Regions from separate parts of the Homo sapiens genome. Here region 2 is linked to region 1. Evidence: chromatin contacts called from ENCODE Hi-C or POLR2A ChIA-PET data. All regions are on one chromosome and are shown on one strand. Each heading gives the region's core, a stretch centred on a gene start or an enhancer-like site at or near the end of the contact. The rest is flanking DNA. Distances are from core to core; before and after follow the strand shown. Region 1 has its middle 38 kb from the start of CLMP. Region 2 overlaps CLMP (CXADR like cell adhesion molecule).

Region 1 (3,011 bases), core at 325-2,824:
CTAAGTGTTATTATAAGATCGTTAGATCCATTGAATAATTGAATTTGTTTAACTACTACGTCACAAGGGCTTGGTAGACACCAGACACTGTACAAGCTATTGTTGGGCTTCTTTTTTTGCTTTTGCTTTTTTTTTGTTTGTTTGTTTTTGTGTTTTTTTTTTTGTTTTTTTGAGACAGGGTCTGGCTCTGTTGCCCAGGCTGGAGTGCAGTGGCATGACCTTGGGTCACTGTAACCTCTTCCTCCTGGGTTCAAGCCATTCTCCCACCTCAGCCTCCTGAGTAGCTGGGACGACAGGTGTGGACCACCACACCCAGCTAAGTTTTGTATTTTTTTTTTATAGAAACAGGGTTTTGCCATGTTGCCCAGGTTGGTCTTGAACTCACGAGCTCAAGTGATCCATCCACCTTGGCCTCCCAAAGTGTTGGGATGACAGGCGTGAGCTACTGCACCCAGCATGGACTCCTAATAGGACCCCCTATGTCATAAAGATGAGATCACACAATGGACAAAAGAACAACAGAGACGATATTGCAAGGCGTTCCCCTAGTTACATGTCTGGTAAAAAAACAAAACTCATTCTCATGAGTTCTTCCTTACATCTTTCTACTACTCTGCCTTTTCCTGTTTTCTGCCTGTACCACTGATATCTTCTGTGCTTAAAAGTGCTGCTTGAAAATAACTTCAAGGCTAAATAATCCCATTTCTTTAGCAGTCAAACTTGAATCAGGATTTTTTGTTACTCTATTTTCCATCTGCTATAGACTGAAAGTTTTCATTCACTCAAAATTCATATGTTGAAATTCTAATCCCCAATGTGATGGTATTAGGAGATGGGACCTATGGGTAGTAATTGGTTCATATTAGGGTAGTAATTAGGTCATATTACTATGACCTATGGGTCATAATTAGGTCATATTAGGTCTAATGAGGTGGAGTCCTTAGGATGGGATTAGCACCTTTAAAAGAAGAGACATCAGTCCCTCTGCCTTGTGAAGATATAAAGAGAAGACAGCTGTCTACTAGCTAAGAAGAGTGACCTGATCAGACACCAAACCTGCCAGGGCCTTGATCTTGGACTTCCCAGCCTCCAGAACAGTGAGGAATACATTTCTATTGTTAAGCCCCCAAGTCTATGGTATCGTGTTATAACAGCTGAGCTAAGACACCATCTTTACAACTCTCTTACAATGCTAGCTAGTTATCCAGTCCTTCCTAGGGGTCAGGCCTTTTACTTTCATTATCTGTAAGCCTCACAACAACCTCTTACAGGAAATTGAAACTCAGCTAGGTTTCATTACTTGCTTGGAATACATGGCTAGAAAGTAGCAGAGTCAGGCTTTGACCCTTCGGTCTGTCCAAATTCTGCAAAGTGGTCTCTTTCCCCCACACAGTTTGTCTCCCAACCCCCTAACTGTGAGTTATTTCCCACTCTGCTCTTGCCCTTGCCATGGAACCAGGGAATTTCAATTAGGAGACTGTGTCTCTTGGTTTTCTCTCTATTAATAAATGTTTGATTGATTCTAAATGAGCTGTCACTATGCCTTGGTGTGAGAATTACAAGCAGTTCCACAAGCAGATTGTAAGGTGACAGCCACGTGACCCAAGCTGTTACTGCGACAGCAGCTGTGGAGGAAGAGTATTTAATTATGGAGACGGGAGGAAGGGGACCAACGGGTCTGAGGGGAAAACTTGGTTGTTCCTGGCCTTATCAACTCCTCAGGATTAAGAAACTGATCTTTGTTCTGTCTCTTCATATCCTTTTGATTTTTAAAATAAAATGTAAGTCAAAATTCCTTATTGCATTTAAAATCTGCACCAGTTTTGTTCTCTGGTTCTCTTGGGCAATAGGAGTGATAAAGCGTGAACTATCACCTTTGAAACTCGTGCCTGAGGAACTTGACTCAGATCTGCAAGCATAAAGGGTTTAAACAGTTCTGTTTTTTCTCTGAGCCTGGGAGTTCGAGGCTGCAGTGAGCCATGGTTACACCACTGCACTGCAGCCTGGTGACAGAGTGAAACCCTCCTTTCAAATATATGTATTTGATATATCAAATATATATATATATATAAAACATATATGTGTGTATATATAAAATATATATGTGTATACATATAAAATATATAGGTATATATATAAAATACATATATATAATACATAGATAAAAGGTGCCCCATCCGCAGGTGAGCACAGCCCTGTGCAAAAGGCAAGACTCTTGAGTGAAGCAGTAGGCTGGACTTCAGCTCCATTCAGCCCCTGGGTCAGGTGCCCCCATAACCACAAAGTCCATCCCCCATAACCACACACAGCAAACCTATCTAATGCTAGGCACGTTTCAATCAGTTAGGATTTATTAACTGTTATTAGTATTACTTACTGTATGTCCACCAAGCCCTGAATAAATAGAGACATTAAAAGGAATTAAGGCTTTGTATCATTATCAATGAAGGGACATTGTTGCCTCAGTTTCTGAGAGGATCCTGGCCACAGATGCTAAGTTCCTTAAATCTGGTCTAGCGATAAGAGTGAGGGCAGGAGAAAGTGGCACTGATACAAGTGGCTGAGGTCAGGGAACTATCACCCAGATGCCATATTTCCCAATGTTCAGGTCTGCCTGGAGAAGCAAACGTGGGTAGGAGAAAAGTTTGAGGTCTTTTCTCAAACTTTGGGGACAGAAAGATCTGGGGACAGAAAAACTGAGTTCCATCCCCAATTCCTGCGATCATGGGCCAGGCCTTTTACTCCTGAGGTCTCCTCATTCTAAAAATGTGGGTTACAATTACTTTCCTATATATGTTAGATGGCTTTGAGGATCGCACAAGATGATTTCTGAAAAAGTACTGTGAATTCTGTGAGACGCAATATAGATGGAAATTGTCGTTTCTTTTCTCAACGTATTTGTTAGGTTTGCTGAAACAAGGAGGCAAGGTTTTGGACTGTGAGCATCCGAGGGGTAAGGATATGAGCTTTATCTTTTCTTTCCAAATTGAACATGGGTAGCCTTCTGTGCG
Region 2 (3,011 bases), core at 382-2,881, 150 kb before region 1:
GTTCAAGTGATTTATAATCAAGTGAGATTAACAAGGAAAGACTATTAAACAGAGAAAAAGAAATGATTTATTTGAAATAGTATCAAGGAGAGTGTCCCAGACAAGTTGGTGGCATTTGAGCTAGGCTTTGAGAGGCAAGGAGAAAAGGCCTGGAGGGAGCATTCCAGCTACACAGAAGGGCACTAAAAAAGGCATGCAAGCATATGGGCATCTCCCAGGCACATTTCAGCTGCAGCTGTTCCAAATTGTTTCACTCAAGCCCTCAACCCTGCCTTTGATCACGTGTTGCTCCACAGCTCTTCAGAGCCTTTCCTGAGAAGGTTCTCTCAATCAGATAAAACCTATGAACTCTGACCCAGAAAAAACTCACATATTATTTTGCAGATAATTCCATGGGGTTCCTAGCACTCAAGGGAAAGCCCTCTGCTTTAGGCACAGATGGGGAAGAGCTAGGATCACAGCCCTTCTCCTGGATGTGGTACTTGTTTGTTCTAAATATTTGTGGGGGCCAGATGCGTGGTGGTTCACGCCTGTAATCCAAGCACTTTGGGAGACCAAGGCTGGTGGTTTGCTTGAGCCCAGGAGGTTGAGGCTATAGTGAGCCAAGACTGCGCCACTGTACTCCAGCCTGGGTGACAGAGTGAGACCCTGTCTCAACAAATAAAATTTAAAAAAAGAAAAAAATGTAACTGGGTGCGGTGGCTCACAACTGTAATCCCAGCATTTTGGGACGCCAAGGCAAGCAGATCACTTGAAGTCAGGAGTTTGAGACCAGCCTGGCCAACATGGTGAAACCCTGTCTCTACTAAAAAATACAAAAATTAGACAGGTGGCCTGACGTGGTGGCTCACGCCTATAATCCCAGTCCTTTGGGAGGCCGAGGTGGGCAGATCACCTGAGGTTGGGAGTTCAAGACCAGCCTGACCAACATGGTGAAACCCCGTCTCTACTAAAAATACAAAATTAGCCGGGCGTGATGGCGCATGCCTATAATCCCAGCTACTCGGGAGGCTGAGGCAGGAGAATTGCTTGAACCCGGGAGGCGGAGGTTGCAATGAGCCAAGATCACGGCATTGCACTGCAGTCTGAGCAACAAGAGCGAAACTCCGTCTCAAAAAAAAAAAGAAAGAAAGAAAAAACTAGGTGTGGTGGTGTGCGCCTGTAAACCCAGCTACTCAGGAGGCTGAGGCAGCAGAATCACTTGAACCTGGGAGGCAGAGATTGCAGTGAGTGGAGATTATGCCACTGCACTCCAGCCTGGGCAACATAACAAGATTCTGTCTCAAAAAAATAAAATGAAATAAATAAATATTTGCGGCTCGGTGCAGTGGCTCATGCCTGTAATCCCAGTACTTTGGGATGCCGAGGCGGGTGGATCACGAGGTCAAGAGATCGAGACCATCCTGGCCAATATGGTGAAACCCTGTCTCTACTAAAAATACAAAAATTAGCTGGGTGTGGTGGCATATGCCTGTAGTCCCAGCTACTAAAGAGGCTGAGGCAGAAGAATCGCTGGAACCCAGGAGGCAGAGGTTCCAGTGAGCCAAGATCATGCCACTGCACTCCAGCCTAGGGACAGAGTGAGACTCTGCCTCAAAACAAGACAAAACAAAACAGAAAAATGTTTGTAGGGTGTTGTTGGCCCCACATCCTGTTGTACTCTGTAGGGTAGGTTTCGTTTTGTTTCTTTTTTTTTTTTCTTTGAGACGGAGTTTCACTCTTTTTGCCCAGGCTGGGGTGCAATGGCATGATCTTGGCTCACCACAACCTCCGCCTCCCGGGTTCAAGTGATTCTCCTGCCTCAGCCTCCTGAGTAGCTGGGATTACAGGCATGTGCCACCAGGCCCAGCTAATTTTGTATTTTTAGAAGAGATGGGGTTTCTCCACGTTGGTCAGGCTGGTCTCGAACTCCTGACTTCAGGTGATCTGCCCGCCTCGGCCTCCCAAAGTGCTGGGATTACAGGTGTGAGCCACCATGCCCAGCTGGAAGGGTAGGTTTCTTGGCAGGTGATAGAGCTGACTTAGTAATGCAAAATTGCTGGGATAGTTGGAAAAGAAGGAAATGCGTTCACAACAGGAAAAAACTGGAAGCTGTAGAGTTTGTCTCCATTCAAAGACTGAAAGTAAGGGGGCCTTACACCTGGAGATAAGGCAGGTAAGCTTGGAACACTTACTAGGTGCTCTGTTAATGTTTCTCTTTCTTTCTGATTTGTCCATATTTCCCCCAGATGCATAATCACCTACAATGAAGTCAGTTTGTACTTTCTAGGAGAATGAAGAGAGGCAAAACCTACAAGACAGTGAAGCACTGGGTAATTTTTAGGAACTTTGGGGTTTTGTGGGCTTTGACAGGTGGGTGACCTTTTTGGCCTGAGAGCTTTGGAATTTCTTTCTTGTTTATTTTATTTATTTATTTTTGAGATGGAGTTTCACTCTTGTTGCCCAGGCTGGAGTGCAGTGGCGTAATCTCCACTCATTGCAACCTCCGCCTCCTGGGTTCAAGCGATTCTCCTGTCTCAGCCTCTCAAGTAGCCGGGATTACAGGCATTCACCACCACACCAGCTAATTTTGTATTTTTAGTAGAGACGGGGTTTTACCATGTTGGTCAGGCTGGTCTCGAACTCCTGACCTCAGGTGATCCACCCGCCTTAGCTTCCCAAAGTGCTGGGATTCCAGGCGTGAGCCATGGCGCCCAGCTGCTTGTTTATTTTAGTATTTGGGTTAGCATCCAGAGATGCCTTCGTCTTGAAATATATATTTGAATTTGAAGAATCTTAGTAGCTGTGGTCCAAAGTAGAGTCAGGCTGCTTTGGACGCTAGAACAGTACAGCAAGCACTTTCAAACTGTTTTCAACAGACTCACATTAAGAAATACATTTTTCTCGCCCGGGGCTCATGCCTGTAATCCCAGCACTTTGGGAGGCCAAGGCAGGCAGATCACTTGAAGCCAGGAGTTCCAGACGAGCTTGGCCAACGTGGTGAAACCCCATCTCTACTAAAATTACAAAAA

What was found. Hi-C counts contacts between places; a loop is a spot of excess contacts on that map. ChIA-PET counts read pairs that join two places held with the same protein, here RNA polymerase II (POLR2A). Pooled maps may share reads with other maps.
Region 2: a loop to region 1 is called in a pooled map, with 3 times the contacts of the local background. The contact joins two enhancer-like sites. A Hi-C loop is called at or near these places in 7 of 50 pooled maps. POLR2A ChIA-PET finds 5 or more read pairs at or near these places in 5 of 52 experiments (AG04450, H1, activated T-cell and 2 more).

The regions. Positions count from the first base shown.
Region 1 is chr11:123,232,242-123,235,252 of GRCh38, forward strand. No RefSeq gene overlaps it. Among named protein-coding and RNA genes, the nearest start is that of CLMP, 38 kb to the left of the region's middle. Within about 2 kb of position 1,575, at least 2 of the 41 ENCODE cell types and tissues checked have a DNase peak (open chromatin) inside an H3K27ac peak, as active enhancers do.
Region 2 is chr11:123,086,225-123,089,235 of GRCh38, forward strand. The region is part of intron 2 of CLMP (CXADR like cell adhesion molecule); the gene reads right to left. Among named protein-coding and RNA genes, the nearest start is that of HSPA8, 26 kb to the left of the region's middle. Within about 2 kb of position 1,632, at least 3 of the 41 ENCODE cell types and tissues checked have a DNase peak (open chromatin) inside an H3K27ac peak, as active enhancers do.